2 separate regions of the Homo sapiens genome follow, and region 2 is linked to region 1. Evidence: chromatin loops called from intact Hi-C (ENCODE). Cell type or tissue: OCI-LY7. All regions are shown on one strand. Each heading gives the region's core, and the rest is flanking DNA. Links, peaks and the distances in the headings are about the cores only. Region 1 has its middle 150 kb from the start of ANO3-AS1. Region 2 overlaps ANO3-AS1 (ANO3 antisense RNA 1).

Region 1 (16,899 bases), core at 8,074-16,073:
ACAATAAGGTTTGGAAGATTTGGGACTGGTTCATAGAAATGTTTCAAATTAAGGGAGTAGAAGTTTTCCCCATAGTGCTAACTAAAAAGGCATTCCAGACAGAATAAATGGCAGTTACAAAATAGAGTTGACAGCTATAGTATGTTTTTAAAAATGCACATAGCTCAAACAGCAAGAGTGCAGAAATGCATTCAGGAGAATCAAGAGAAATGAGATGCAGCTGAAGGCCTAGGCTGTAGTACTGAGGGCCATAAGCATCATTCAAAGTGAACTAGATTTCATCCTATAGAAGATGATACATGGATGAAGGATTTTAAACAGGGAAATAATAGCTTGAAATTTCTAGTTCAACCAGATTATTTAAGATTTGTATAGAAACTATAGTTACTGCAATCACAAAGAAATAGGTTTTAGTTCCACAATCCCTAACTCACTTTCTTTTTCTGCTTTTCGTCGCTTGGTTCCAGTTCAGGGGCTGATAATAAAAATTCTTAACTAATTAAGAATAGAAAGAAACTCAATCTAAAAAGGGCATCCAAGGAAAACTTACAGGTAGCATTATAACTCATGGTGAAAGGCTGAGTGTTCTTGTTCCAAGATCTAGAACAAGGCAAGAAAGTCTCACCAACCCTATTCAACCTTTCACTGGACATCCTAGCTAATAAATTAATGCAAGAACCGTAAAGTTTACATAGGAAGTAATAAAAGTTTCTCTTTTCAGATGACATGGTCTTTCAAAAAGGAAGAAACAAAGTGTTTCTGTTTGCAGATAACATGTTTTTCCATGTAAAGAAAAATCCTAGGGAATAAAAAAATGGAAGCTTATAGAGCTAACAAGTACTTTTACTATGTTTAGTATGTCTATATGATAGTGAAGAAAAGTACTTAGACATACCAGGCCCATGAATTGAAAGATTCAACATTAATAAGATGTAAATTTTCTCCTAAGTTATTATAGACTCAACTTGACCTCAATCAAAATTCTGACAGGATTTTTAAAAATACATTGATAAACTATAAAATTTATTGGCAATTTTAATGTCCTATACTAGCTGAAACAGTTTGAAAAAGAAAGGCAAGTTATGCTATATAATTTATGTGCCTAGCATATAAAAAGTGAATTGTATATATTCATTAAATTAAGGAGTACACATCACATTTATTAAATTAAGGAGTACACATGTCTTACTATTATCAAACTTCACATTCACTTCTGATAGGAAAAATGAATCGTGAGAACAGCAAGTGATGATATAGAATGAAGTAGGAAATTAAGACAATTAATAGATTTTAAATTCTATTGAATTTGAGACAGACATATTATCAGGTGGTTGGTAGCTTTGCCATTTGTAGGTTAATATCAATTTTTTTTCATAATTTTGTCTTCAAAAATTTAAATCAATATTATACTCTTTCATAGCCAGTCCTATATGTTGTTGCTCTTCTGAAGTATTTAAAGGTGCAGAAGGTATAAAATTTTTTTTTTGAGACGGAATCTCCTCTGTTGCCCAGGCTGTAGTGTAGTGGCACGATCTTGGCTCATCGCAATCTCCGCCTCCCAGTTTCAAGTGATTCTCCTGCCTCAGCCTCCCAAGTAGCTGGCATTAAAGGTGCCCACCAGACCCAGGTAATTTTTTGTGTTTTTAGTAGAGATGGGTCTCACCATGCTGGCCAGGCTGGTCTCAAACTCCTGACCTCAGGTGGTTCACTCGCCTAGGCCTCCCAAGGTGCTGGGATTACAGGCGTAAGCCACCACGCCCAGCCAAAAGTATTAACTTTTGAGATATAATAGTCATTAAAAGTGTTAAAACAGTTAAAACTAAATCAGTCCATACTGAGATCTCTAAGCATGGCTAACCTGTGAAAGGTAAAGAATTAGGGAACCTGAGGAGACATTCATCACCTCATATAATCAAAGTTAAAACAAATGATCTCTTAATCCAGTCTATCATTGTTGGACGTTTGGGTTGGTTCCAAGTCTTTGCTATTGTGAATAGTGCTGCAACAAGCATACGTGTGCATGTGTCTTTATAGCAGCATGATTTATAATCCTTTGGGTATATACCCAGTAATGGGATGGCTGGGTCAAATGGTATTTCTAGTTCTAGATCCCTGAGGAATCGCCACACCACAATGGTTGAACTAGTTTACAGTCCCACCAACAGTGTACCCGGGGACTGTTGTGGAGTGGGGGAAGAGGGGACGGAGAGCATTAGGAGACATACCTAATGCTAATGATCAGTTAATGGGTGCAGCACACCCCAACATGGCACATGTATACATATGTAACAAACCTGCACGTTGTGTGCATGTACCCTAAAACTTAAAGTATAATAATAATAAAAAAAAGAAAAGAAAAGATCTCATAATTAGAAAACAAAGACAAAATCAAATATACAAAAAATTATTTTCTTAGGCCCAAATTCAAGTTGTTGAACTGATTAAGTGGAAATAAACAGATGTCCATATGAACTTTCTTTCCAGAAACATAATCTCTTCATTTTCATTGTGTTTAGCAAGCTTTTTACTATGCCTATCTGCTTCTAGTCTGATCATCTTAGCCTGGAGATTATTTCACATAATTTTGCTAATGACTTGGAAATTTTCCAAGTAGCTGACAAAATATGCTAATTATTGTTGATCTTAGCCTAGCAAAGGCACCTAATGAGGAGAAATTGTCATCTCTTCTACGAAAGATATTAACCAACAATGGGCTAAAAAGTAGGTACTCCTAAATTGCCATCATCACATGTTAAAATGAGATTTGCAAAAATTCTTTTCCACCTCTCATAAGCAGTAATGCCTTTCAGAATTATAGGCTTATTTCATATATAGAAACTAAAGCACAAGGAAAAATTTACTCTAACTTGGAGGGTTTGTTGATTCTGGATGGAAACCTGTCATTGGGGAAAACAGAGGCAATTTACATTACTGATGTCAACATTTTCAGTGAGTTATTATTTGAAACCTTTATTGTGTTTTGTTTTGCACTCATGTCCAGAACAGTAATACAAGCTGAAAAAGAAAGGGATAGGGCAAAACAAAAAGTCCCAGGAGATTTGCAAAGAGAATCTCAAACAAATGAGATGATCAAAGTGGAAATAACAAAACAGAACAAAACATTTTGTGAAATACCAGATGAGAAAGGATTACTGAGAGAAGACTGAAAACTATGAACGGTTGAACAGGTGAAGGCAATATGAGAGGCAGTCGACCCTGAGTGAGAGGTCCAGTAGATCCCTGAGTTGAAAGAAGAAATGCAAACACCCCCAGACTCCAAAACATATTAGGAGTAGGCATGTAGAGAGTGATGGTGGGAGGAGGTTCTGAACTATTTCATTTAGACCCTAATAACCACTTTATTCACCTGGAAGCGTTGATGTTTCTCGGCAACTCTCCCTATGGTTCAAATATTTGATTTTCTTCCTTTGAACTGTCTGTGATTAAGACAGCTAATCAAATACTCCAGGATAAAAATAGTGACTTCAGTAAACAAATATGTCTACAACCAGTAGTGGCCCATGTGATTTAATAGCAATTTCTTCTACATTCTGAAAGATAGGACAAGATTGTGAGCATATTTCACACTGAATCACCAGCTCTCTGAAGTTCCTGTGTTACTTATAGGTTTGATATGACTATTAAATTAACTAAAGTAACTAGTATTTGTTTATAATTTGTATTTTCAAATTATAAGCAAATAGTAATATTCATAGTTTTCTCAAATATTTGCTATAAATTTCACAACAGCTCTAGTTGTGAAATTATCCTAATTGTGCATGTAAGGAAATGGTGGCTCTGAGAGATGAAGTTGCTTTTTTGCAGTTATGCAGGTATGCAGTGTGAAAGCCAGGTTCAAACACAGCTGAATTTCCTTTATTTACTTTAGGACAACACTCATTTCCTTTCACCACCTCATCTCATGTTTTTTGCCCTTTGCTTGATGGTGTATAATCTGAACTTTACCCAAAACTGTTGCTCTAATTTTTCTTGGAGTATCATCAAAAAAGAATTATCTCTTGATACTAAGGAGAAATAATTTCAGAGACACTAATGGATTTTAAATTCCTTCAATCATTAAAACATACACTCTTCCTTAAATGGCTGTAAAGTCTAGCTGAAAAAAAAACAATGAAACTCTCAGACACATAAAGAAAACTACTGCATGCAGAAAAAGAAAGTTCAGTGCATATCAATGGTATGAGATAAGCAAGGCTTATTCTCAAACAGCCTCTTTTGGTGCATTAAGTTCATGACCCAGCAAAGTTATAATGACATTATTACAGAATTTTTTGCTAGTTCCTGAATTGTTAAAGCTGTATATATAGTGATGGATGAAAGGGCCTTTTGTATCCATAACTTTTCTCCTTTTAAACAGTAAGTTTGTTATTTGGCAATGCTCATAAACTGACCTCTTTACCATATAAATGCAAATTTATTTCTCTTCAGTGTATCTTAAACAACAAAAGAAGCATATATAATATAATCCAATAACATTAGCTGCATCCACTCTATAATTGCAACTTCATTATGATATGGTCACCCAGTTCATGTTTTGTCACCTGCTTTTTGAAGCAGTTCAGCCCATCTTTGTAATATTCTGAGTAAAAGAAAGTTCTTTTTTATATTGAACTGAAATCCAAATGTCTACAGTTTCTATCCCCACGGAGATACTCAAGACAAATCTTCTGGTAGGCATTAATGCTTTTTTCTTAGGTCTCATTTTTGTAATTCATCTAATTATAGCAACCAAACATACAAACAAAAAACAAAACACAGAATTTAACACAATATTTTTATTATTAAAAATAAGAAGTTTTTTGTTTCAAGAATGTTGAAGCGTTTCACAGACTCAAGGAAAAAACTGAACCTCTATGGAATTTAGCAAGCCTGAAAACCAGGGAAGCTCCAGACTGCTGGCTAGATAATTTTGAAGAACACTGCATTCCTGCTTCCTCTTGAAGGATCTTGGCCTCCTTTACTGTTTTAGAAAACAACAACCTTTCAGAAAATTCTTAATGGAAAGGACATTCTTTCCTTTATTTTCTAAATTTTTTCCCATTTCCCTTCTGTTTCTGTTCAAAGTAATATATGAACTGCTTCACTCTTCCAATGCAGGTTTTCTACCTTTCTTTGAAAAACCTTCAAATAAAGCAAAAAATAAATAAATAAAAATTAAAACAAAACAAAACAGAAGTCCTCTTTATATCCATTGAAGGCCCCTGTTAAACGCATCAAAAAGTCTGCAGTCAAAAAATAAAATGTGGTTTGGAAAAATTTATGAATTTTTAATACATTAAGCATCTGTCAGTGACTTGTATAAGCAATTACAGAAAATTGATGTCCTTGTAGTCAAAAAATGATTGTGATATATCATGAATTCCTTGGTGTTCAATTTTTCTCACTTTTCTTTCCACAAGTATAGATTGATTTTTATATAGATCGATTCTGCCAGGTAAATTTATCTGAGGCTTGTCATAAAGTTTTGTCATTAAAATTGTCTATTTTATCCTCATTCCATCTGTTCATCTTTGCAATCTGAAGTTCATAACCTGTGATTTAAGTTTTCCTTCTATTACTTTATTTTATAAAACTATGTACATTAAGTATCGAAAGAACCCTGAAGTCACTTAGTTCAGGCTATTTACTTTACAAATGCAAAAATTGAGCTCCACAGAGAGTAGATTTCTTGCCCAAAGTGGTGCATTTGGGATGGGGGTCCACTTTTTGTATTTACTTAGCATTCTTTCTTCAACACCACTCTTTCTATGTTACATAGTGTATATGTAAAATTCAAAGCATAAAAACAGATGATTCACATAACATCACTTGAATCCAAACTTGTTAACTATCGAACACGTGAAAATGGCTGACTACTCACCTCATCCTCATCTTCTGGCTATGACTTCACTAACAGTGCTGTTGTTCAAGCCTGAGCAAATATGATAGTTAATAGCAAAACAAAACAAAACAAAACAAAAACAAAATCTATGGCAATTGAATAAGAAACCATGGAAAGTTTTTTTTTTTCCAACTTTTTGAACCAGGGCTTACATTTTTACTGTGCACTGTGCCCCAGAAATTGTATAGCCAGCCCTGAATGCAATTCAAGTGGAGGACAAGCTTTTGAGGAATGAACTATCTATAGCACACATAATAATTCAGCTTAATGATGATAATTGAAAACAATTGATGCAAGTACTGTAATTTCTGACGAAACTAGAGCGTATATACACACACACACAAAAAATTCAATGCCTAACCAAAAGCACAAAAGGAAAATTGGAGGACCTCTCTAGCAATGTTTAAAAGTGATTTAACTTCAGTAGTATATATGACTGAAAATCAATCCCATGACTTGAAGATAAGTTTTTAACTGTACCACCAGTTAAGTGCCCAGCCTGCCACGCTTGATAGACTAAAGTAGAAGTAGGCAAACTTCAAACTGCCTAAATCTGTCCCATCACCAGCTTTTGTAAAGGAAGTTTTTGTAAAATAATTTTATTCATATTAATTTGCCTATTACCAATGGTTACTTTCTAATGGCAGAGTTGAGCAGTTATAATAAAGAACATAAGCCTGAAAAACTGATAATTTTTATTATTTGGCCCTTTACAGAGGAAATTTGTTGACCCCTGTGCTGAAGTAATGATACTAGTAGGATGGAATGAGATCCTGATTCAGGAAATGAGGACATTTGATTAGGACCTACAAGGCTTAGAATTTTGAATTTCCAACTCCCTATAAACTTTTTTGCTAGCAAGGACGTACTCCTACAATGTCCTTTCAGCCCATAATGAGAGTTAGATACCAGTATAAACCGGACCAGAAATATAAGGTCTAAACCAACAGTCAATGCCATAAATTCCCCAAAATATTGGGAATTTAATCATTTTAAATCGGAATGATTCTGAAGAAAAATGTTATGTGAATGAATTTTAAGGATGTAAGTAGAAAGGATAAACAAGATCAAGTTAAATGTATTACCTGATATATAATATGTTGATTGAAGACTTGAAATCACAGTGACAATATCACTTCATCCCTATTGTCTTGAAGGACTTGACTTGAGAGACATGTGTGATGGCCTGCTTAAGGCTCAGCTAGAGTACCAGCTAAGAGAAAACACCCAGTGAGATTGGGATGATGTCTAATATGATATGGATAACATATCATGCAACCTTCCTTATAACTATAGTACACTTTCAAGAATCAAGAAGTGGAATGGAGACCCTATCACTATTTCACCTAATATTCACTTAAGGAATTTTTGATTCTTGTTTCCATGATCTTGGGCTCAGTGAATTTGAAGCCTATGTGCCCAAAGTAGTACTGTGTCCATCAGGAGACAGTCATGGTCATATGAGTTACTCATGTCTCTAAACCAAGAGGGAGATATGGTGCTCATTATAGCAGCCAGAATCATTGATACCCTGTTTACAGAGCAGACTTTGGGGTTTGTGCCAGACAATGGGGTCAAGAAGGACTCTGGAACCCAGTGAATTCTTTAGGATTTTAAAAAATGTGTTTCCTTGCCAATGGTGCAATTCAAGAGAAAACTGTGGTAGCCAAATAAGGTCAAAAAGAACACAGATAATGCATAAAGGAAGGTTTGAGTTGTCCACCAAGCAAAGAACTTTCTTTCTCACAAAGCTGACTTTTAGGGTCTTTAGATTCTTACTACCACTATAGATGTAGATGCTATTGATTATTCACTTTTCTTTGGAAAGAGACCTTGCCAATTCTGCTTGATATCCCTGCCTTTCTCTTCTCTCTGCAATCTTCTGAGAACATAGGCATTTCTATCTTCATTACAAAATAGAAGAAAACAGCGTTAATTTGTGATGTTCTATGATTTCCTTATATCTTAGCAAGTCAGGAGGATGATAAACTACTAGTTATCCTGCCTGATGTACAAGCCATGAGTATTTTACTCTACCTTGTCAATTAGAAAATTTCCCTTCTACTATCTTTATTTATGACGTGACATTACTATTATAAATTTCCATTTAGAGAGATCTCTTCTTTCCCTTGTGTTCCATTTTTCTTTTTGTCTTCCTATTTTTGTAACATATAGAAATAATTTCTAAGATGTCTTATTCTCCTAAGATATATTTATTGTCATTAAGAGAAAGATTAAATCATGAATTTGCAAGGCACTTTAAAGTACACAGAACAAATAAACCAAATCATTTCATGTGATTTGTCACATTAATGTTTATATCCAGCAAATACTTGTTGAGGAGTTAATTTGTCTCTCAGGTTATTTGTGGAAGATATAGAGGGTATAAAAAGCAATTTAAATACAGTGAGAGTGAGATTAGCACTATTAGCACTGAGTCAGCACAGAGGAAGAATATGATATTCATCTAGCCTGGGAATCAGGAATAATTTCATGAAATTTCTATGGATCAAGTTTAGAAGTATTGTATTATGAATCTTTTATGCTCAAAATAACTAAGCACCTATTTGCCGTAGAGTATAGGAATCGAGCCATGTGCCCAAAGAAGGGAAAGATGACTATGGCGAATGGCTAGAGTTTTCTATTATACCCTGACTCTTCTTATGCCCTCCTCTGAGATAACCATCACTAAAAATATTATTTGTGCTCTCTTGTAATTTTACAACATCTTTGTGTACTTGAAGTATTCTTCTCAAGAGTCATCTCTTGAGAGATGAGTAGAAGTTCAACATCTGGATCCTTGGGTACACATTTAAAATTTTTATTTTAATTCAACTTTAATTGGACTATAGAAAGATTTTATAAGCATACAGTGATTCACATTCAAATGACCTTTTTATTTACATTCTCCACAAAACTGTTTATTTTAAAGTTTTAACTCATTAAAAATCTATACATATATATGATGTATGGATAGGGTCTGGGTTTCCCCACACCATGGATTCATATATATATATATATGCAGATTCCAGAGAACAACCTCAGACAAAGTTCTAGCCATCGGTCAGCATCAACCTCTACACAAGTAAGTCTTCAAAATAAACCTAGTCCCAATCACCATCTGAAAGCAGCCACATGAAAGATATTTATCTAAAACTACCTAGTTTATTCCAGTCATCCCCCAAAACCATAGAAAATAAATTTTTTTTTGTAATTTCACTAGTATTTGGGGTGACTTGTTCTTCAGCAAATGATAACTCAACTAGATTTCAGTACCTAGAATTTTATACTACAAAAACCACCTAAAATACGTGGTATTGGCTTTGGGACCAGGTGGCGGACTGATGGAGGAAGAGCCTCAAGGAGAGTAGAAAAACCTAAAAAGCATCAGGAAAAATAATACTGAAAACCTCAGTGACCTTGAGGAAGTCGTTAGTGAGAGCTTAAAGGGAGGAAAAATAAAGCTAGAGGATAAGGGATATTTGTTATGTAATGGCAGAAATTTGGCAACACTGTCTTATGAAGTAATGTGGAAAATAGGAAATGTTCCCAATGGACTTGGTGATATAGAGATTTCTAGACAGAATACTGCAAGCACTACTTCACATCCCTGTACTGTATGTAATAAAATGTGAGAAGACAAAGATAAGCTAAAGAATTAGCTGTTAAATAAAATGAAGCCAGGATTTGCTGGGTATAAAAATTAAACTTTCTCATTCCCAGTATCTCCTGAGAGCACAACGGCTTAAGGTTATAGATTAACTTCAAGGTTAGACAATTACATTTTTTTAAAAGACATCGGAAATATTTTATGCAACTACCCATAGGACCATTTAGATTGTCAAGGATCCTCTAAGGTCTTAAGGACATGCCACACGGATTCACTCTGTTAAATAATAAAACTTCTAATAATCATTGGGATATGGTTCCACATCAGCTTCAAAGATAACCCAAGGTAAGAAAGGACTAATCTAAAAAAAAAAGAAAAAAAAAAAGATTAGTGGTTGTGGCTTTTGTCTAATTCAGCAGCCCAAATTAAATTCATAGAAATCTTACAAAATTTTAAAAGTAATTTTTTTTCTGTTTTTAGTTTCTGGTAGATGTACTACCAGCTTGTACTAAAAGTCCAGAGACAATAATAAAAATGAAAAGAAACCTTTGCCCCCTTGATCTGCTACAGGAAGAAAGCTGAACAAGGAGACTACCTAGCAGCAAACACCAGTAATTTTTTATTAAAAAGGAAGGGTGAATCAGAGGACAGAGCCAACAGCCAAGAGGGTAGAGCCCAAAACATTGCAAAATCATTCTCAGGCACTAGGACTGACTCTTCATCAAGAGATTGAAAACTTATACTCAGCAATATTTCAAAAAATTTCTAAGGATGAGTGACTGCTGTGACTGCCGTGTGAAACTGTTTCCCCCTTTATTAAACGTCAGTTATTCTATGCCTTCCTAAACATTGCATGTTAATTGTGGGGGAAAAAATAACTTGTCTCTTTAGTTCTGAGTTCTTTATATTGAAAAAAAAAACTGCACTCAAAAATTGCTATTGTAGGAAACATATTCCCAAAGTTCATCTGGATGTGGACCTGAAATAGAAGACAATATCCAGCACTTGACCTTGACTATAATTTCATAAAGAGATGCTACTTTGGGAAAGGGGTCATTGGAAGTAAATGAGTGTTGTTTGCATGGAGTTGATATGTGAATAATCTGTGACCAGAGAAACAACAACTCTGACAGTTTCAAAACCGTCACCAAATTAATTGACATTTGTTCCTTTGGAAGGTAGTATCTGTGTCTGCTTCCCTTGAAGATAAACTCTCTGATTGAACAATAGAATATGGTGAAATTGATATGTGGCACAAGGACAGTTTACAGGCCCAGGGCGTAAGAATGTGACAGCTTACATTTTTTTATTTCTTGGAAGGTGTTCTCTTTAAACTCAGCTACCATGCTGTGAGGAAGGTGAGGCTACATGTGTAGGTGTTCTGGCTGCCACAACTTTAGGTCTCAGGTGCTAACCAAGGTCAGTCACCAGGCAAGCAAGTGAAGAAGACCTGAAGCACACCCTAAGCTCAGTCGCCTCTGCCTGCCACCACATGGGAGACCTTTAATTAGAACTTCTTGGCTGAGCCCAGTCAACCTCTAGAGAAATAAAAGGTAATAATGACACTATTTTTGTTTGATTTAGTCATTACATTTTGGGCTGATTTGCTATATAGCAATACGAACTTTAATAGTATGTATCTCTAAAACTTGAAGTATCTTGTAAAATATCTATATTTTAATTATAAAATTAACAATAATGGGAGAAGGGATTTACTTTTAATAAAAATTTAGATATATGATATGTGATAATTATACCTTCATCCTAGCTCTCATATTTACAACCAATCACACTAGATAGGGAGGGCTTACACATAATACAGTTACTAGTAACTTAAAGACCATTTATTGTCTTTAATCAACCAGAAATAAATTATGTTAATTAGACCCTACACAGTAAAGCAACTCTAGGGTTGAAACAAAACAGAATAAAAATCGTTTCAACTTAACCTGACTAAATATTTTTATGTAGAGGTTATGCACCCTTCTTTTTTTTTTTAACCAAACATTCCAATAGAGATTTTTCTGGTATCTCTGTTTAAAATATTTAAATGTCTGTAAGGAAAACCAATGAATCATTTGTGCTATGAAAGTACAATGACTGATATTATATACAATGTTCTATTGTTCATTTATTACCTCAGTTTTAATTGGTTAAATTGGATATTTGTAAATAATTTAATTTCTATATCAGAAATTTATAGTTCAGAATCAGATGGCTTATATCACATTTTCTGGGTATTGTACTTTTAGGAAACCTAACTACTGTTTTCTTCCTTTACAGAGAGATAAGATTGAAAGTAATTTAAATACAGATTCCTCTCAAAAATCATTTTTAATTTAAAAATGCTTTACAATCTTTTGTTTTGCAGTAGACTCATATCTTTTCTTATATATACTCATGTTCTATGATTTTATAGACAAGTTTATCTTTGTATAGTTTTGAAATAGTCACAGTGCACAAAAATAATTTTGTCGAAAGGAGGAAGAACACAGGCTTGTAGCCAGATTTTGCTTTTAGCCTTCAATCCATGTGCAAGTCTTCTCAACTATAAAATATAAAAGGCAATATCTTCCCTGAATATTTCACATGATAGTTAAAATTATGTGTGAGATTAGTCACATGGACATGTTTTGACATCAATGTGTATTTTTATAAGGTAAAATTTTGGCATATGCACTAGACTAGGGGAGTGAGAATGAACTTGCCCATAAACTAAAAAGAAGCAAAAAGGTTGATGCCTCTAAAAGACATCAAAGACAATCACTCTCAATCTTATCATTTTATAAATGAGACCTAGTGACTTTTTCACGTTCACATTTGACTGTAATCTGTGCCTCTTGACTCTTAAGACAACATCTTAAAAATAATCAGCAAGTAAACAACTACGTTGAATAATGTGCTATATTTTTATTTTTGCGTTGAACAATGTGCTATATTTTTATTTTAATAGCTTTGATTCTGATGCAATATTCCTAGAACAGATTTTGATAATTGCCTAGCCTTTCCCACCAGGAAAACGAATCAGAGGAAGCACTGAATTTCAGATGAAAGTAAAGCATACCTGTGCCATGTTGGTGTGCTGCACCCGTTAACTCGTCATTTGCATTAGGTATGTCTCCTAATGCTATGTAACAAAACTGCATGTTGTGCACATGTACCCTAGAACTTAAAGTATAATTTTAAAAAAGGTAAAAAAAAAAAAAAAGTAAAACATATCTTCTTCAACAACAGCTTTAGTAGCCTTGGCTCAAATTCCTTGGTGCTGCCTAGATAGCGCACAAAGAGAAGAGCTTCAGAGAAGTGACAAATGATCCCAGCAGCAAACACAGATCGTGTCAGAAGATGGCAGTAAAGGAGCAGAAGCAAAGATAATCCAGGGCTTAGATTCCAGGTTGCATGTATTCCACCTCCTCTTATCTCTTATTGGAACAGAATTCAATGACTTCATCTGTGTGTATATATATATACATTTTTAAGTACAATTGGAAACAATATTAGAGGTAGTATGTGTAAAAAAAAAAAAGCAGTCCCTGTAGTTGGCACTGAGGACATGAGATGCAAATTACATTAAGATGTGCATCACTACACATGGTTTGACGAGTGCTAGAAAAGACACATTAGCAACTAATGAGTAAATAGAAGTAGGTGCAGCATGCTAGGGGATAGCAGAGAGGGAATACATTGATAAGCCCAAGAGTAATGGGAGTCTTTCCTGGAGGAAGAAATGTTTGAGCACCAAGAGCAAAAAGAATTGGACCAGGCAACAAACATAGTACAAAGGCTTCCTGGCAAAACAAAACAAACCAACAAACAAAAAAAACCGCATGCCTAAAATGCAGAGAGAGAACAATCAGGTTATTCATGTAGATTGCATTGGGAGTACGCATGCAATAATCAAGGAACCTAATTTTTTTTAGTACAAAGGGAATATATATGTACACACACACACATATTAATTCCTTTAATCCTCACCATTTCCCAATTTGCTACGTTCTCATTATCTATGTTTTACACAAGAGAAAATTGAAGTTGAGAAAAGCTAATTAATGTGCTAAAGATCATATTATTAAGAAACAGTAAAACTGACGTTTGAACTGTCTTCTTGACTCCACAATCAATACTCTTTACCAGCCATTGGTGGTGGAATACTTAAATATTGATAAGATCAATTCATGCAGACAGAAGATTTTCAAATGTCAAGCTCTTTGCCATGTAAATTAAGTGTTTTCATTGTTAACTCTGTATGCCCACTATGGGGAGATATAACCTTAGTTTGTATTTGTTCTGCCATATTGTCAAGATTTGAAAATAATATGTGGTGAACACATGTCAAATGGGGTATAATAAAGAATGTTCTGTAACTCTAGCCAGTTTGCATGTTCATTTGATTTGTTTTAATTTTGGTTGATTTAGATCAATGTTCTTTTTCATTCATATAAAAAATCAGGGCCTTAACATGGATGCCAACAGTGCATTCTGGAAATATATTAAAATTTAATATATAATTTTAATTAGATGATAGTCTGTTCAGAAACATTCTTTGCCTTGTATAAAACTGAAGTGAATTGATGTGAAATAACTGATGCACAAGTAACGCATATCCTTTCCCTATGTCCATTGATGACATCATTAACCTCTCCCAATTCTCTTTGCTTCTAAGGCCAAAAATGGCTTTGGAATCCTTTTTTAACGTGGTGTTCCAGGCAATACAACATATTAATCAGATAATTAAATGTATCTTTTTTATGACATGGAAAACCAGAATTTTATCAATCTGTGTTGGAGTTTCAGGGTACAAGTTGTTATGTAGTAAATAATTCATAAAAATGATTATAATGTTAATTGACTCAACATAAGCTTATGGAAGAATTCCTCATTGCCAGAATTAGCTGGGTGTCTGCACAGTTACCAGTATTATGTTTGGCACAATGGGGAATATAAGAATAGGTTTAATGTGTCACTTGTTCTTGAGTCTCTTATAATCTTTCTTGATAATTCTGATTTTCTCCATTCTGTAGTTCAGAAAATTCAGAAGAGTGTGGCATTCCAGGTACAAATGCAAGATAACTTTTTGCCTTATATTTAGAGGAGCATGAGGGGAAGAAGTCATGTGAATGATGGCATTGGAAATTCGGATATAATTGAGGGCTGCAAATTAAAGAATAGACTCTACAACATAGCATCTCATATATCCATCACCTAAAGAGTTATTGAACTATGGTGAGAGTCATCCAAGACAGATGAAAAAAACAAAGAGCTTCCACCTTCCCATTTTTTAATGGAAAACACAGTGTGGTCCATGTCACTGCAGCGAATCCAAATTCATTTACTGACAACAAAGGACCAGAATATTTTATTAGTACAGACAGGGAAAGATTTTAGAGCATAAATATCAAGGTTACTAGATAATCATTCAAAACCACAATTGCACACATAATATAAAAGCATTGATAGAAGCACTGTCAAACATGACTAGTTGGGAAGGTAAAGATGTTTGCTTTGCTCATAGGTTTCCTCACTGACACTGGAAGTGAGATTTCTGTCTGTCAAAATATGTCCTGTACCAGTTGTGACTATACTGGCTCTCAAGTACAAATCCACACTCCTTTGCCTTGTCTTGTAATATTATATGTGGACCTTGTAAACATTCCTTTTATACATGATGACTTGATGTTTAGCTTTGCCAAGAGGGCAATGGAGGAGCTGCAAAGACATAGCAAGAGAAACAGACTTCTCTTCCTGGTTTCAGTGTGCTGTTTTAGGCCTGGCTGCCAACAGAATAGCAAATGGGAGTCCTCTTAACGGCCGTTAAAGGCTAGCTAAGGGTTTTCTGCACCTACCAGAAAGTTCCTTTCTTGTCCAGCAGGTCTTTCATAGGAACTAGACCCATGCTACATGCACCTTCAAGAAGTCTCTCAACCACCAGGCTGGTCATTCTTACGTACTGACTCTGACTCAACCACACCATGCAGCAAGGTAGTTGTCTATGTTATCCATGAAATTACTTATACATCATGTTTAAAATTTGACTTGAAAGCAAATGCTCATCAATGAAAAATTGAGGAAGAATGAAAACTTCTGTGCTTGATAAACTTCAAGTTCCAAAGTATTTACAGTATATTAATTACAAACCCAAAGTATTTGTTGAGTATCTTCTGAGGCTGAGAAATTGTGCAAAATTCTCTCAGGAGAGGTGCAGAGAGAAGACTTATTCATGCTACTGATAGTGAGTAACTATTTGTGAAATGCACTGTGTAATACATATATAGAGAAAAGAGAGAAAGACTTGACTTTAGTACTCCAGCTTAATAATAAACAGTGGGGAATATAGGTGCTAGACAAACGATGACAAATGTGATGTGCTTTCCAGAAAGTGTTATATGGGTAGGGCTAGTCATTGATTTATGCTTTACATTAGGACCTAGTACAATTCCTGTTAAAAAACAGAAATTTGATAAGATGAAAACGTTTGATGAAATTTGATAAGATGAAAAAATTTGGTAAGGATGAAAACATACTCATCCTGAAGCCTTATTGAGTACTCCACAAAGTATTAAGTACACAACTTCCTTAAATAATTCACAAAGGATTAAATTGTCTACAAAATTATTTCATGAACCACATTCCTAATTTTCTAGAATATCGTTACATTTGCATATGTATCGAGAGAGGGGGAGAGAGAGAGAGAGAGAGAGAGAGAGAGACAGAGCATACATGCTTGGTATTCATAAGGCATGTATATGAAAACTTAGGGAATTCCCATAATCACAAATGCAGAAATAGCTTCAAAGGCTTGTGAATTTTCTTTGAAGTACAATTCCACCAAAAGTTACATATCTGGTGCCATATGTTCACACTAAAAGTTAGCTGTCTTTTTAACTTTCACTTATAATTTATTTCTCACTTTTTGGAAGTTTTACATTGCCTCAAGGACTCTCATTGAAACTGTTGAACATAATTTTTTCTTATTTCAGTATACACCATATGGCATATTGTTCAGATGATAGATCAATCCTGCATTTGGCAATCCAATCTTGATTTTATCTAAATCTTCTATTTCCTAAGAATCAAAAATCTCTTGTATTCTCTTTTCTTCAAATCAATGTCAGCAGTTAGATTTTAGCTTTTGTAAATTTCCGTGGCCATTTTTAACACACACAAAAATTATTTTTTGCTTTTTTGACTATGTACTCATTGATGAATGGAGAAAAGCTGAGTAGAAAACACTATTGTTTGGAAAGTGTTGTTGGCCTTGTTCAGAAGTGGTGTTTTATGTTATTCAATGTTGTGCTAGAGTGAATCACAAAGGATTTTTTAAACATAGTGGATTTTTAGGGTTTTATTTATCATGAAAATAAAGTTGATGAATGCCATGGGTACACAG
Region 2 (16,899 bases), core at 5,266-13,265, 140 kb before region 1:
TGACCTGCTTATTTTCATATGGAAGACAATAAGCTGATTCCCTGTAGATTGAGCTAACGGCCATCTGTTATGATGGGACAATGCTGATTCAAGAAGTGTCATTTGCCACTTTATCTGATGTCAGGAGGCAACACATGAAATCTGAGGACCTTTAATAACTCACAACACCTTGTGTGTAAGATCCCCGGGGAAAGGCAACCCCAAATTAGAAACATGTTTCACTGGAAGGGCACTCACTTACTGATACCTCAGGGACTCCACTTTGAGGGATGCCTTTATCATTCATACCTTTCCATGGCATGAATGGAAAACTGCTGCAATGCTGCTTCTGTCCTAATGCATTTCATGAGTCAGCATATGACAAAGGGAAGGGACACCCAGGTCAGCCCCATCATTGTATCTGAAACCAACACTTCGAATATAATTGGAATGATTACATACGATTCTAGATGTTGAGTGATTAGCACAGCAAGTGGTGCCCAGTTGGTTGCTATTATTACTGTTGTTGTTGACATTATGATTATGCTTATTTTGTGTTATTTATTAAATGAATATACTTATCCCGTAAGACTCCACGTGCTCCTAAAACTCCCCATGGGTGAAAATATTTGTCTCCCATAATGTATTCCTTTATAAGAAACAGAGATTCACGGACCATGTTTATAAGGTAATCTTTAATTGTTCTTAAATATGTATTAAATATTCATTTAAAATAAGAATAAGAATGCACAACAAATAAGACAAACCAAAATAATTTTATAAATCTTAATAACAATGACATCTTTCAAATTTCATACAACATGTCTTGCTTTATTTTTAGATTCTTTTTCCATCACAGTTTAATTTAGATGCTTTGTTGCCATTATGCAAATTATGAGTTTCTTTATCTTCCTATATTTTCTTACTCCTAAAGTTCTTGGTTAAGACTTCAGGCTCTTTTACAAAATATGCATTACTATTTTCTAAAAGATAACAAAGTGAACTTTATTAAGATTAAGTTTGTGGGTGACCAGTAAATACTAACCTTACCATAATTAAAAAAAAAAATTGTACACAGTAAATAAACCACATAGTGGTAGCTCCCCCTAGTGGAAATTCTGAAGTAAAGGCGGTTTTAACAAAATAGTTCCAAATTGGCAGGCTTGATTCAAGTATATTTAGAGATCACCTATGCCAAATATCCACAAACTTAAAGGAAGAAAGATGAGTATTCAAAATATGCATCTTTTTCTTTTCTTTTGAGACGGAGTCTCGCTCTGTCGCCCAGGCTGGGGTGCAGTGGGGCGATCTCGGCTCACTGCAGGCTCCGCCTCCCAGGTTCACGTCATCTTCTGCCTCAGCCTCCGGAGTAGCTGGGACTACAGGCGCCCGCCAGCACGCCCGGCTAATTTTTTTTGTATTTTTTTTTTAGTAGAGACGGGGTTTCACCGTGTTAGCCAGGATGGTCTGGATCTCCTGACCTCTTGATCCGCCAGCCTCGGCCTCCCAAATTGCTGGGATTACAGGAGTGAGCCACCGCGCCCAGCCCAAAATATGCATTTCTTAAAGCAATAAATCCAAGAAACTATTGATTTAGATTCTTCCACTTCTGAATTGAGAGACCCGCGGGAAGTTAAAAGCTCTCTCATTCTCTGATTTCATATACATATAATGAGTACAAAAACACTCACCTCACAGAGTTGCTGTAAGGATTAAACAAAATCTATTCCCCACTTCCAGTTGATCTCCACATCGATAAAAGTGTGCAGCATGCAGGAATCAAATTAGAATCCTCTTTCTCCCTTACTTTGCTTCCCGTTCAACCCATTAGGAATTCGTGTTTTATTCTATGCCACTCCACTCCATATCGGCACTTAATCATCTGGCCCAAACCACCATCACCTCTTGCCTGTATTATTAGGATAGGTCCAAGCTGCCCTCTGCTTCCTTCTCTTGTTTTCATTAGCTTCATGGTGCATGCAGTAGACTGAATGAAAGCTGTGTCATGTCAGCCTCGGGTCCAACCCTTCAATTGCTTCCCACTGCACTTAGAGCACTTCTGGCCCTGTCCTCCAAGGCCTGCAGTTATCTGGGAGCTGCCTGTGCTTCCCTCCTCCCGCCATACCACCCACCTACACACCCGCCCCAGCACAGTTCCCCCACATGGGTCAAATACTGCAAGTCTCAGGACTCCTAACTGCTTTTCTCATTTTTCATGTGTCTTGTTCTGGTGCATCTTGCAGGTATCAGCTTAAATAACCTTTACAGTTTTCTCTATCTAAATTTGGTCTCCCACCTCTCAGTTTTCCTTTTCATAGCATCCCATTGGTTCCCATCAGGGCATTCGTTACAATTTGCAGTTATATGTTTGGTGGCTTATTATCTGTCTCCTCCATTAGAATTTAAGGCATCAAGTCTGTCTTGTTAACCATTAGATTTCTAGTACCCTGGAAAGTTGGTGTTTTAAAGTCTCTATTGAATAGATAAATAGATTGATTCATTTTTATAAAATTACTGGGCACACATTTGCCTGAGTAGGTACTTACTAAGTGAGAAATCTCACTAAGTGATAATCCTTTTCTCTTTCCAGCAAAGTATGTGCTCTATTAGTTCTCAGTTCTGGTCGTGATTATGAACTACTTTTCATGTTGTACTGATTGTTGAATGTTTTACATAATTAACCAATAGTGTGGTTTGTCTTCTCAGGCTTGGAGAGCAGATTTGCAGTGAAGCAAATAAACCCAAAGCCCAGAGTTACTCGTTTCCCCTGGACCTTCTAAGAACAGAAAAAATGCTCGCTATATATATATATATATATATATATATATATATATATATATATATTTATTTATTTGTTTATTTTGGTAAGATATGGTTATGCTAACAGATTGGTGAATGTGACATTCATTCAAAGAGGATTAGAGAGTAGCTCCTACACGAAAAAATGTGACATGCAATGACATCATATACCTTGTATAAGAAAGGAAATTGAAAGAAGACTTTCCATATTTGACAGTAATCTGAAAAATGTATATGGCAATACTAATAAGTTATGAAGCAAAACAAAAATTTAAAAATTATAATGTAAAATAGTTCATCAACCATTTTAGATGAAGCAATGATTTGTTTTTCAATTTTTTTCTGTAGAAAATATTATTAAAATGCATTCAAATAAAGACTCAAGGAATATGTAGTCTAAATGTAAGAAAAATAATTATAGAATTGTGATAGGCAGTTACTAAAGACACATACCTCATGTTATCTTTCTGGATTTTGTGAATGATGTTTGTGGGTTTTATGGCCATTGACAAATATATAATTTCTTTTATTTCGTCATTCACTTTCTAATTTTCTATTTATACTTTTGTATTCTTTTTATTCAAAAATTTCCCCAAATTTAAGACTACTGAGGCTTCATGAAACCTGAATCTTCCCTGATGCTTGGTAAGATGATACAGACTAAGTATTGTTTTCAACTGGATACACTGGAGATATAGTCTTGTTTTTGTTTTCTTTTTAGTCATGTAGATGAGCTTTTTAAAAATGACACAAAATGGCCTACACAATTCCAACAGTAGTGGATTCAAATTCAATTTCTTAATTAAAAAAATCTTATCTTTTACAGGAAGGAGTAAATACACATAGCAATATTTTCCAAAGCCGAGAAGAAGTGGAATAAAAGAAAATATTGGAAAAACAGCAATCTAAAAGTTAAATTAATATGCAGAATGCAGGCTATGACTTCATCTAATTTTATTAGAAGTTCATAAAAGTTTATGTCTGAGTTTCCTAACAACCAACAATAAGAGATAAATTCAGACACATGAATCAGATAATCTATTACAAAAAAAAAAACAAAAAAAATGAAAACCTGTTTGTTTATGCAAAGCCCAGTTCAGATTTATTTCTGGACTTTAGATATATGCTTTTCTTTGGTAGCTGATGCGGAAAACACTCCATGATATGAACAGCATCATCAACTACATTTTCAACTAAAAACAATGAGTTTCAGAAATTTTTGTCTAACACCCTCCGAAGCAGGCTAATGGTATAAGTAAAATTTAGGAAAAACAAGCTCTATTGACAACCCAAATAATGTAACCCCAAACACTGCTTCATAGGTCCCTGCTGCTAGTATTCCAAGAATAAACAGTGTGTCGGTGCAAAGTAATGGTTTTCATGTTTTTGCTTTGGCCTGGGAGGATCTTAATTATGACTAATCCACATGGTTGTATAGACGAACTGCATGTCTTCATATGCACATGTGCTGGGTTGGGGCAAAAATATTCCAAAAGAGATGAGGAGCTTCTTGAAGACATTTGCCTGAATGTCTTCAAACTTAACTTGCCATAGTTGCAGAAGGACAATGGGCAAAGATATGTCTCTTCAAGCAGTACTTTCAGGAACTTATCAGCATATAACCAAGGTCTTAGGCTTTAGAATTTTATATTAATCTTTAAATAAACATAAATATTTCATGCTTTCCTGACAAAATATTTTTATTTAATTGCACCTGTACCTGTTAGAGTGTACAAATAAGAATAAAAATGTTTTGCTGACTCCTACTTCCACAAATAGAAATTCCTAGGGTGGGGTCAAAATTTATTTTGCATAATTAACTCAGATGAGAAGAGTCTTTTTGTTAATTTTAGTTTAAGTGTGAAGAAGAACCTCTCCCTCAAGTCATCTGAGGTGGAGTTTGGACAGGTTCTTAGCTAATAAAAATTTAGGAGTAGGGTCCCTCTAGGCCTATCTCATTATTTTAGTCATAATTTTTCTATGCTCATGAGGAGTTCAGAGTGGTTTGGAAATGCTCTTTCAAACGTGAATATGATTAGGAAATGGTTATTTCCTCTTCATTCATTCAGTCATTCATTTCTGGAACAGAAATTGTGTGCCAACTATAGGATTATATATATTAATACTACACATTCTGAAGCCAATATGACTGTCATTTATGATCTGTATGATCTTGGACAAATTACTTAGCCTTTCTATATCTTTATTTCTTCATCTGCAAAGTAAAGATATTAATGTTAATTATTTCACAGGGTTATAACAAGAATTAAGTGAGACACTATATGAAAAGCACTTTTAATGGTGTTTGGTATCTAGTACAGTATTGGCACATCTGTGTGCCAATGCAGGGGATAAAACAATGATAGAGACAGATATTATTCATGTTCTTACTGATTTTGGCAGCCCTGAGAATGAGCCTGTCAGATCTCTGGCTCCCAGGAGCATGTATGTCCAGCTTCCCAATTGCTGTGCTATAAAATCTATTACTGCTTTTGTGCAGAGGCCTTATGGCTTCTCCCTGTCAAGAACCAAGTATAGCAGGAATACTAAGGTGGCACCATTCCTGGGAGACAGGGAACTCTTTAACAGGTGACTGATTTTAGAACAAATTCATGCTTATTGGGCGTGATGGTAAATATTGTCAACTTGATTGGATTGAAGGATGCAACGTATTTTCCTGGGTGTGTCTGTGAGGGTGTTGCCAAAGGAGATTAACATTTGAGTCAGTGGACTGGGAAAGGCAGAGCCCTCACCCGCCAATCTGGGTGGGAACCATCAAATCAGCTGCCAGTGTGGCCAGAATAAAAGCAGGCAGAAGAACGTGAGAAGACTAGACTTGTTTAGTGTTCCTGCCTACATGTTTCCCCTGTGCTAGATGCTTCCTGCCCTTGAATATCGGACTCCAAGTTCTTCAGCTTTGGGACTCGGACTGGCTTCCTCGCTCTTCAGCTTGTAGATGGCCTACTGTGGGATCTCACCTTGTGATCATGTGAGTCAATATGCCTTAAAAAACTCCCCTTTACATATACATCTATCCTATTAGTTCTGTCCTGCTAGAGAACCTTAATACACTAGGATTTAGGAATGGTGAAGGCTAGCGGGGTAGATGTGATAATAAAAAGAGGTGACACAAGACAACTCTTTGTAGTGATGTAATAATCCTTTATCTTGAATTAAGTAGTAGTTGCACAACTCTGCACATGTGGTAAAATGACATGAACTATACACACATATTGTACCGATGCCATTGTCCTGGTTTTGAAATTTTACTATGGTTGTGAAAGAGTTAACAATTGGAGAAGATCATCATCAAAAATGGTAGCATAAGAACCCCTGAAAACTCTTTTTCATTAAAGCAGTGAGAAAACTCACAAGCATCATCAGTGTCATTTCTTTTCGAGAAATCTGGAAATGAACCAAAGATTTACACTAATCCAGGGAGAGTTATTGAAGAAAAATGGCTTAATTCATTAATAAGAGCAAGTATTGGGTATTTTGACTTATTCTACTCCCATCCTATTCTGTTTAGGTCTGTAGTAATCTTAAAATAAAACAGCCTACAATCACAGTGGAAATAAGGAGTCTTGAAGTTGCCGGATGGACACAGAATGAGATTGGGGCCCCTTTAAAGCCTCACTCCCAGTTGTCACTATTTATCCAGTTTTCTGGTTCCCTGGGAGACCCCACTTGCAAGTCCCTGAAGACCCTACTTGCAAGGCTATCTTGATTTGACTTGAAACAGAGCTCACAGAAATGTGCAAAAAGACAAGTGATGTTAAATATCTGTCCATGTGCTTCTTGACTATTTGTACTCTTCTTTGCAGAAATATCTATTCAAATCCTTTGCCCATTTTAATAGGGTTGTTTGTCTTTTTGTTGTTGAATTGTAGGAATTCTTTATTCTGCATATGAAATCTTTTTCATATACATGATTTGCAAAGTTCTTTACAATTATGTATCCATAGGACAAACTTTCACTTCATGGACTTGAAAACAACAATAGCAAAGCAATTCAAAGAGGCAGAAATCTGTTAAGGAATCTATTTTTGTGCACTATTTGTGTTGGAATATTATTTCTAATATTATAAAATAATAAATCTAACTTAGGTAAAATTGTGAAGCATGTTCAATTTCTCTGTTTCCAGACCTGATCTTTGAAAACTTGAAGGGAACTAGTTGAGATAGGGACCCATAAGAAAAAAGCTTCACAGACTCTAGGGAAGATACATTCATTTTCTCTCTCCTGGATTATTGGAGTGGTCACCAGATATTCTTTCTTGCTTCTAGTCTCCTCACATTCAATCTATCTTGCATACAAAATTGCCTCTTTTCAGGACACTGGAACTTCCCTGACCTCTCCATTGAAGGCTATGTAGGGTGATCTGTAAGTACTGGAGCATAAAGGTAGAAAGGTAAAGATGTCTACATAGCAACTTCTATTATAAAAGAATCGTAGTATACAAATCCCAATATACAACACACATACCCACACACACATGCACACACACAGACATTAAGTCTAGTTTAGTTTCCCTCAGAAGAAGACTGAGACAAAATTTCAAATACAAATAATGTGCTTAAGATGTGCAGAGAACACCAATAGAGAGGTGGGAAGGTGATAGAGGAAAGACAAATAATAGAGTATATTAACCTGAAACTTAGGAAATCTAGTACTGTTTGTATTTGAAGTTTTATCCACTGTAGAATTTTGAAACACCAGTGCAAAATGTAATGTGTCAAAATTAGTACATCTGAGGTTCAAATTGGTCATGATTTGTGCCATCTCTAGAGAGCCATCTATTGGTGGCTCCCAGCTTGAGCCTACGTGAGTGACAATAAACAGTAAACAGTAAAGTCTGAGGGATACATGTGACTCTGCACTCCATAAAAAATTTAAAAAACCCAGTCTTAATTGGATCACATTCCAAAATATTCTGTAATGAGTCATTACTTTGTATTCTCAACACCACTAAAACCCTAATTTGTCTGCCTGTCTGATCCATTATCCTAATACTGGTTTAATAGGGTAGCAAGTAGCAGTCCCATTCCTCACAATTTTCAAGATTAATAGGTGGGTGGAAAAGTGTGAGCCTCTTTCCAAGGAAAATGAGCAAGGGTCTTCATGTTGTTCATCCTAGAGTTAATTGCCAATGCCAGAAGAATATGATGCTCTGATTAGCCAGATCTAAACGGTGTGTCAGTAATGACAGCAGAATTGAGTGAAATAAATAGCACCGGAAGCACACGGGCACACACAGAAGCAGAGAAAGAGAATCTGGGGGTCGTTACTAGACTGATAGGATCAATAGTCAATACTAAAATGATGGAGAGTGGATGCTGGGCTGTGAAAATAGCAGACACCACCAAAATGTCTTACAAGGAAAACCATATATTGAATTAAGCTCAGTGTTTGTCCACCAATTCATGCTTGGAAATGCAATACATCTTCTTTATATATTAAACCCATCTTTTATTCATAAAGATATCTTTACTGGGTATTTTTTTGATCACAGGCAAACTAACACACTTTAAGAAGATTGTCCAAAACTCACAGTCCAGAGATGATGTAGTATGAAGTTCAAGGTACAAGTAGGAAAAAGAAATAATCTGGAAAGTTTTACAGAAAGATGATATTAAGCCAAGAAAAAATTATTATCTATTTGGACAAGTCTCCTAAAGAGAAAAGAAAGAAAAAGGAAAAAAAGGCATTTCAAGCAGAAGGAACAGCCTATGTGAAAGCATGTAGTTATGAAAAGATATGACTTCTCTAGGTTAGCGCAGTTCAATTTGGCTAGAATCTCAGGATTCAAAATGAAGGAGCAGCAAAAGTCAAAAAGATTTTGAGAGACAAATTGTGAAAGTTTTATTTACACTGTGTTAAGGATTTATACATTAACTTATTGCCATTAGGATCCACTTAAGGATTCTTAATAGGGAGGTAAGATGACAATATGAGAATTCAGACATCCTGGGAATCAAAAGAAATTCTTTAATATATATCATGATCCATCTATGCTAAAGTTTCAATGTAGCGTGGGCAATTCTATCTTTTCCTTCCAAATTGTTTTCTCTTCTATTTATATAATGAGAAATATAATGTTTAGCCTTTCACTAAACACACACACAATGCATTACTTACAACTGCTTATTTTTATTAAAATGTTATTCATTTAAATTCATCAAAAATAGTTACTAAGAAAAAAATCACATGAAGGATATTTTGTGAAATAGAGAGATATCTACTTTTTTATATGGATGGATTTATTTCTGACTTAAATTACCCCTGCCCCCAAGTAAATGAAGGTAGAACCAAATTCCTGCAGTGCAATATGAATGGCAGCCACTAGAGGGCAAGCTTACCGCGTGCTGTGATTAGATACCACACAACTGCTTGAAATTAGACCACATTTAAGCAACTAAGGTGACCTCAGAGGAGGTTACAAAGAGCCCATTACTGCAAAAGGAGAGGTCAGTCTCTCAAGTGACAGAGGTGAAATATCATTTGAGTCTCTTTGAAGTCACGCTGACCAATTATACCCATCAAAGCCCAAAAGTAATGAAAACCAGAGAGGTGAAGGATATCATTTTGATGGAGATGACCTTTAGAGGGAGGTAGGAGTAAGGTTAACCAATTTTATTTTTATGTGAAAGAGATAGGAGCATATTTCAAACGCATTGAATTGGCCTTTGAAAGCGTGGTCTAACCTAGTGTATTCCTAACAGAAATAGAACAAAGTGGGTGATGCTGTTTTAACTGAGAATCATGGCTAATCTGCTGAAGTATAACTCCTTAGGGAATATCCATTTTATGGAAGTTTATTTGTTTAGAAACGGATCCCTATTTGAACACCAGCATGACCATCCTAAGACAGCCTGTATGCAGTTAGCCTCATTTCACTTAAAGTGTTGGTGTTTCTTGGAAAGAGCAAAGAGTTATACAAATATCAAATTTGCCTATACAAATGAAGCCAGAGTTTCTCGAATGGGGTCTGATGGGCCCTGATTCAGACTCACCTGGGGATGGTTGCTAAAATTTTAATTCCTGAGTTCTTTCCCAGATCTTCCTAATCAGAATTTTTAAGGTAGAGTTTAGGTATCTGCATTTTTCACAAGAGTCTTAGGTGACTCTTCTCATATGCAACGATATTTGAGGACAAATAAGTATGGTATCTTTTGGGATACCGATATGAAAAATGGGTCAGGAATGGACATGAAACTTGGGCCAGGCTCCAAAGTGCAGCCAAGGGTTAACTGTTTGCTGATATGCAAATGCACATACTTTCATCAAGCAAGCAAGGCCTCCCTTGTGCAGAACACCCATATTTGGCCGCTAACTCTAGTACACATTTTGTGTATATTACTGTATTTTAATCTTCCCCAAACCAGTGAAGATGATAGTGTTATTCCCTTGAACAAATGACAGTGAATACAGCTTCAGAGAGGTTAAGTGACTCATTTAAAGTCACATATTTAGAAAGCAACCAAACGAGAATTAAAAGCAAGATTATTTAATTAAAGTTCTTTAGCTAAAAAGGAGACAAGAAAGGAAAATCTTCAAACATTGATGTGGTTTCTTGTGTTAATTCTCTCACTGTATATTAGTCCTTGGTTATTGGACTAGATGCCAGAAAGCACTTCAACACCACCTTGAAATCTGCTGCACTAGAACATTCACCCTATGTCCTGAGATCTGACCTCCAGAGTTACGCAGGTGAAAAGCTAACCTCTGACCTACAGTATGACTTTAGAAAACAGCATTAACTCCTGCCTCCATCCTCAAAGGAGGGATGAGGACCTCCTCATGGTTTTTCCATTTGGGGGAAATATCCATTTTAATGGATTGCTTTGAATTACAGATGTGTTTGTAGGATTTTATAAACTATGGGCTTCAGCATTTAGTCAAAAGAAGGTCAGGCACCTCATGGCTACCAAACAGAAAGTGAATAAAAATCCTAGAAACATTATTGTAGATTTTTTTAGATTTCTCTAAAGAATCATATTTCACTCTAGTGAGAGTGTAGCCATGAAATACTGTAGCATAAAAATGAAATATGTCTTTATTTTCTCTTCTTTTTAGTGGATTTGGCCATTCCTATTGAGTAAGAAAACATTTTTCAGTAAATTGTATTTCATTTTAGCAGCATGAATCTAAATATGTCAGCTTAAGAACAAATCCAGATTCCATTTCTTCTAAATATAACGCTGGTCAGCCCCACAAATATGTGAATAAAGCAATAAAAACACAAAAGCTTTATAGCAGCATGACCCTTAAAATCAAAGAATTTACAGAAAATTCCTCTGAAATCAATGACCATATTGATAGAGTTAAAGATAAATTATAGCATTTTGAGGTAACCTTTTAAATTTTTTGAGTAATGAAATTAGTATTTTATAAATAAAAAATTAATATATATTTGTTTAAGATAAAAATGGTTTCCTTCTTCTCTTCCCCTACATTTCTCCTTCCTAACCATGCTCATGCTTTGTTGTGTTTCCTTTCATATCCATACAGATAAATTGATAGTTGAAGAAGAGTAGGTATAAATTAAAAAATCTTTAAAAAAATTAAAAATGGTATATCACTGAAGTATCTCTGCTTACTTTATTTGAAGTTTCATAGTTCCAAAGTGCAAAAGGATGTCCTAACCTAAAGCAAAAGTATAACAAAGTAACCAACAGATGGCATTATGTGTCATTTGTATGTAGCCATTTTAGATTTATGAATTAATTGCTTTATGTTCAAAGTTTGGGAAACTAGCATGTTCATAATATCACCATGTCAGTACCAAGGATTTACTTTCTCAGTGTCACATGAGGCAAAGTTATGCTGTGGTAATAACATATGACTCTAAAGTTCCAATGGATTTCAACAACAAAGGTTTTTTTTCATTCACATTATGTAGCCAACACGAGTGGGTAGCTGCTGTATTCTAGAATTATTTGTATTACTGAAAAATTAGGGACAACATAAACATACACACATAAGTTATGATGCATTTATATGATGAAATATTATGAACCATTCACAAGCAGGTGGTAGATAGAGCAGATTGTATTGTTAATATTGTATATTGTTTATTTGTATATTGTTAAAATTTATATTATTTGTATATTGGTAAATATTTTTGTATATTTGTATATTGTTTGTATGTTTTATATTTGTATATTGTTAAAAAATATTCACTTATCCTCCTTACACACCTCAGATCTGTTGACGTCAAGTTTGACCAAAGAACTTAAACAGGGCAGTAAAATGTGAGCAGAAGAGATTTTCACTCTCTGCCTCTTTTCAATTGAAGCATCCACTGTCTATTTTTTTCTTCCCTTTGTGCCATGTCCCGGATGGTTTCTGTCCCAACAGTCTGTTCTCATGATGGCTAATCATTTTGCCAGTGATGTGGAGAATACTGAAAGTAACATGATCACAGCTTATGTGAAGCTCAACATCATGAATTAGTAGGTTTTATATAGTATATATGATTTGCTTTCCTTCAATCTACATCCTTCTAGATGTCAATTTGTTTTCTGACACTGCTTCCTCCATGTCTTCTTCCTCATGATCTGGCACTGGTTTGGAAGCAGTCATCTCCATCAAGTCATCTTCGGTTAACTCCTCTCGTGTGATGTCTATTTGTTTTTGAATTTCTCCAAGATTCACATCTTGAAATCCTTTACCTTCCCCCGACAGAATTTGTGTGTGTGTGTGTGTGTGTGTGTGTGTGTGTGTGTGTGTGCCATATCCACAATCTCTTTCATGATTTCTTTGGGTTGCTCTGTCGTAAATCCTGTGAAGGCATGCAAAACATCCATGCTCAGTTTTCTTTAGCAGAAATTTATTGTTTGAGGCTTGATGGTTTTCACAGCTTGTCCTGTAACAACAATGACAGCTCAATAGTGTAATCCTTCCAGACTTCCACGATATTTTCTCTCTCTCAATTCTCTTTCATGGCATTGACAATTCTTTCCATAAAATTACATGTGTAATGAGCCTTAAAGGTCCTTATGATCCCCTGATCCAGAGGCTGAAATAGAAACATTGTGTATGGGGGCAAATAGACCACTTGGATGCCTTCGGTGCTGAACTCATGGGGGCTCTGGCTGGTCAGGGCATTGTCCAATATAAAAAAAAAAAAAAAAAAACTTTAAAAGGCAATCCCTTACTGAAAAGGTACTTCCTGATTTTAAGAAAAAAGCATTGATGGAACCAATCCAAAAAAAGGGTTCTTATTGTCCAGGCCTTCTTGTCATACAACGAAAAGACTGGCAGCTGGTGCTTATTATTTTCCCTTCAGACACTGGAGTTAGCAGCTTTATATTTATAGGTATTTCATTAAGTACGCTCAATACTTAATATTATGCAATACTTAAATATGAACATGCTTCCAAGGTGCTTGATAAATGAATTAGAAGGAGCTAGCAGCAATGTTAAGTATCGAGCATGTACCCTGATTTAGGTAGCAGATAAGGGCAGAGAAGGGCAGTCCTGATCACAAACCAGGCTAGATTTATACAAAGCAGAGTTACCCTATCCTTTGCTGCTTTATAACCTGGTATTTGTTTATCTTCCTTATTAATAAATGTCCTTTGTGCATCTTAATAGGACACTTTCATCTGTATTAAGAACCTGTGCAGGCAGATAGATATCCTTTCTCCTCAATTATTTTCTTAATGGCATCTGGGATCCTGTCTGCTGTCTCTTAGTTGGCAGAAGCTGCTTCTCCTGATCTTGACATTTTTGAAGCCAAATCTTCTACAATCATCACACCATTCTTTGCTGGCATTAAATTTGTCACTTCAGATGGTTCACCTCCCTTTTACTTTAAATTGTCATAAAATGACTTCATTTCTTTCTGGAATCATATTAGAGTCTATAGGTATGTCTTTCTTATACCGTATCTGCAGTCACGTAAAGGCTGCACTTACAAGTTTAAAAAGGTATTTCACAAAAAATGCAAAGTTGTCATGCCTGCTGGGGACAAATTCACAAATTTCCTTTTCATTTTATTAAAACAATGGTCCTTATGCTGGATTCATTTGTTTCGAAATGGCAGGCAGTTGCAGACATCAATCTATGGTACGTATCAAGCAATTCAACTTTTTCTTGTAATATCATGACTTTTCTCTGCTTCTCGGTGCTCTTCTAGCATCGCCGTGGCACTTCCCATGGATCCCATGTGTTATTCAAGGTTTATGGTATTGCAGTAAATATGATGAAAGCGATGCAAGAACTGTGGGGGATCAGTTTTTACTGATAAACCATTTACTGGAGAGAGGAACCGCTCACCGGGAGACGATTAGCATCACATGGCATTTTCAATAGATACTCAAAACACTTGATCTCACCACACTAGCAGCAGGAACTGGCTATGGAGTTTTATAAGGATTAAAAGATATAAATACCTAAATCAGAGTATATGCTCAATACTAAACATTGCTGCTAGCCCTTTCTAATTCATTTATCCAGCACCTTGGAAGCATGTTCACATTTAAGTATTGCATAATATTAAGTATTGAGCATACTTAATGAAATACCCAAGTCAGAGTATATTGCCTAGAAATTCTCAGATATACAAATTACTGTGCTAGGCGGAAAGAATATTTACCCTTAAATAATTTTAGAAGAAAAACACGATAAAATTGGACAGCAAAGTCTTAAAGCAGCATTATAAAATAATCTTAAGTTTATAGTGTTTATAAAAATCAACTAAATTTTTAAGTAGTGACATTATACCTCTAAATTATTAATTATACAAGAAATAAAAACAGGACAATAAGACAATGAAGGGTGATAAAATGTGTAGAAAGAGCTTAAATAAAAGAAATAAATACAAATACTAAAGCATCACAGTTAAATAGATGTTGTCCTGGATAATATTCATAAAATCATATTTTCTTTTATGTAATTGACACTCCTGAATATTTAATAATATCTTTTTGGCTATGATTTTCTTCCAGTAGAGGATATTTAGACATATACACACATTCTGTGCCCCATGTCAGGACTCCATCTGTGGCTTTCAGCCATGTGCCAGCAGGGGCAAGTTTACCTCCCATAAGATGTATCTGTTTCAAACTAGATAGGAAGTAGAAAAAATGCCACCTGTTGGTCTCATCCCAGCATATGTGAATTCTACTTACGCAACACATTTCTTACTGGAATCACTAAAACAGCATCTTAAATTGTTGCTCTTTCTACATTCTCATTCTCTTGAAAACGATCTGTCACTCTTTTAGAATTATCTTTTCAGAAGGGCAATCTTGTCACTAACAAAATTAAATCTAGGCCCTTAGCTTGATATATTCATCCCTCCAAGATCTGGTCCCTGTCCAACTGTCCAAGCTTTTCTTTTGTCCCTTCCTCCCTCCTACCTTCTACCACTCTCTTCAGTACATACTCCAGCTGTGTTGAATTAATAGGAGTGTCCTGAACATGTCTTTCCCAGAGACTTCTTTTCTTTTATCCTCCAGCTGATGCTATATTTTTCATGATTCAGCTCAAATACCCTAAGTCTGCTCTGACCATCTTCGTTTGCATATGCTCCCTATGTTTACAAAGCATCCTTTTCATATGTCAAGGAGAATATTCAGCAGATTGTAGTGTAGCTGCCTACCCCAATAGATTATAAACTTTTGGAGAGAAGGTCTGTATTTTTCTCATTTCCTTTATTCAGATGTAGCTTATTCTTAGCCAACAGAGAATTCCCAATAATCATTGAGTGAATAAATGAATTCGTAATATATTTCTAAAAGACCTAATTTCTGAGCTCCTATTTCCTGGTGCTTTGAGATTGATAGGAGTGAGAATGTTAAGAAAATACCTCCTAAACATAAGCACTGAAGAATGAGGAAGTGCTTAAATGTAAAAAGAGAGAGATTTTGATCGTAGAATAAAAGTATGTACACAAGCAAAATGTGAAAGTATCATAGATTCCAGGAGAAAAGAGTTTATCACTGTAACTAAAGTAGAAGATTTGGGCTGGCTAATAGTAGGTGATTCAGTTAGATTTTTTCAATAGAGTAATTTTAGTAGATTGTTTCTACCACCCTCCCCCATCCCCAATCAAGAAGTTTAAATATTATCTTCAGGACATTTAGGAGTTGTTAAATCATTTGGCAAAAGTGAATGATCTGATAAAAGATTAATATTCCAGTGTACGTAGTGGAGAGGGTCTAGAACAGGGTTCCTAATCATGGAAGAGAAGTAGGTAATATATTTCCAAATTCAAAAGAAAAATGAAAGCTGAACATCTTAAAAATATTTACAATATACTTGAACTGCCTATCATTCTTTGGCAAGATCAGCATGCTGATAATTTGGGTTCTTCTGAGGCCTCTCTCCTTGGTTTCTAGATGGCTGTCTTCTCCCTGTGTCTTCACATGATCTGTTCTCTGTGTGTGTTTGTGTTCTGATCTCTTCTTATAAGGATATCAGTCATGTTTGATTAGGGCCTATGCTAATTACCTCCTTTTAATTACCCCTTAAAGACCCTATCTTCAAATATGGTCACATTGAGAGGTACTGGGGATTTCGGATTTCAATATGTGAATTTTTTGGCAGGGTGGATGTGGGGCACAATTTAGCTCATAACTGTCAAACCCGAAAAGGTAGCAGAGCGTGAATGTGAATCCAGTCATCTGACTCCAGACTCCGTGACTCCTTAGGATCACACCTCCCAAGGTGTGCTGCAGTGCAGCACCGGATGATGACTGAGAGAGCCAGAGCACTGAGCTGCCAGGTGCTAGAGAAGCCAATTAAGACAGCAGGTCCAAATGAAGGAATCAGTCAAGTCTTTAACCACTTACTGTCAAAGGATAAGCAACAGGCTGAACTGGAGGAAGCACTGGCTCCCCCATTCCATATTTTCCCCCATGGAGTAACGCTAGTCTAGGACCAGCTGGACCGGCACAGATCTGGGCGTTACCTCACTGCTGAGAGAGCCCCAAGAGAGATAGGAAAAGTAAGAGGGGGAGAAGCTAGCGGCAGAAAACTACTAGGCACTAAGAGTGAAGAAAACGTGCCTTCCACGTCTCCCCTTCCCACACCCTCCAATAAGGAGACTTTGGCAGAGGTGCCTAAGGAAGTCCTGCCTGAGAGGTGAGTGCCAAAGGCCCCTGATAAAG

Evidence for each region. A loop is a pair of places that touch in the nucleus more often than their neighbours do. Peaks named below come from ENCODE experiments on the same cell type or tissue, not always from the same donor. Only the 100,000 strongest peaks of a DNase experiment are listed, where the experiment ranks them.
Region 2: it touches region 1 in a loop (4-fold over the local background); 10 of 110 quality-filtered maps call a loop at or near these places.

What each region holds. Positions count from the first base shown.
Region 1 is chr11:26,131,116-26,148,014 of GRCh38, reverse strand. No RefSeq gene overlaps it. Among named protein-coding and RNA genes, the nearest start is that of ANO3-AS1, 150 kb to the left of the region's middle. In OCI-LY7, for the core only: CTCF peaks have their summits at 12,662, 12,863 (motif pointing right) and 13,753; DNase peaks (open chromatin) are centred at 12,844 and 13,764; H3K4me3 peaks cover 285 bases; H3K27ac peaks cover 606 bases.
Region 2 is chr11:26,269,246-26,286,144 of GRCh38, reverse strand. ANO3-AS1 (ANO3 antisense RNA 1) reads left to right here. Exons shown (of 3, transcript NR_132968.1): 3 at 1-560. It also overlaps a transcript of ANO3 not described here. Among named protein-coding and RNA genes, the nearest start is that of ANO3-AS1, 10 kb to the left of the region's middle. RefSeq lists an enhancer at 1,324-1,383. In OCI-LY7, for the core only: CTCF peaks have their summits at 7,598 (motif pointing left), 8,885 and 9,116 (motif pointing right); a DNase peak (open chromatin) is centred at 9,144.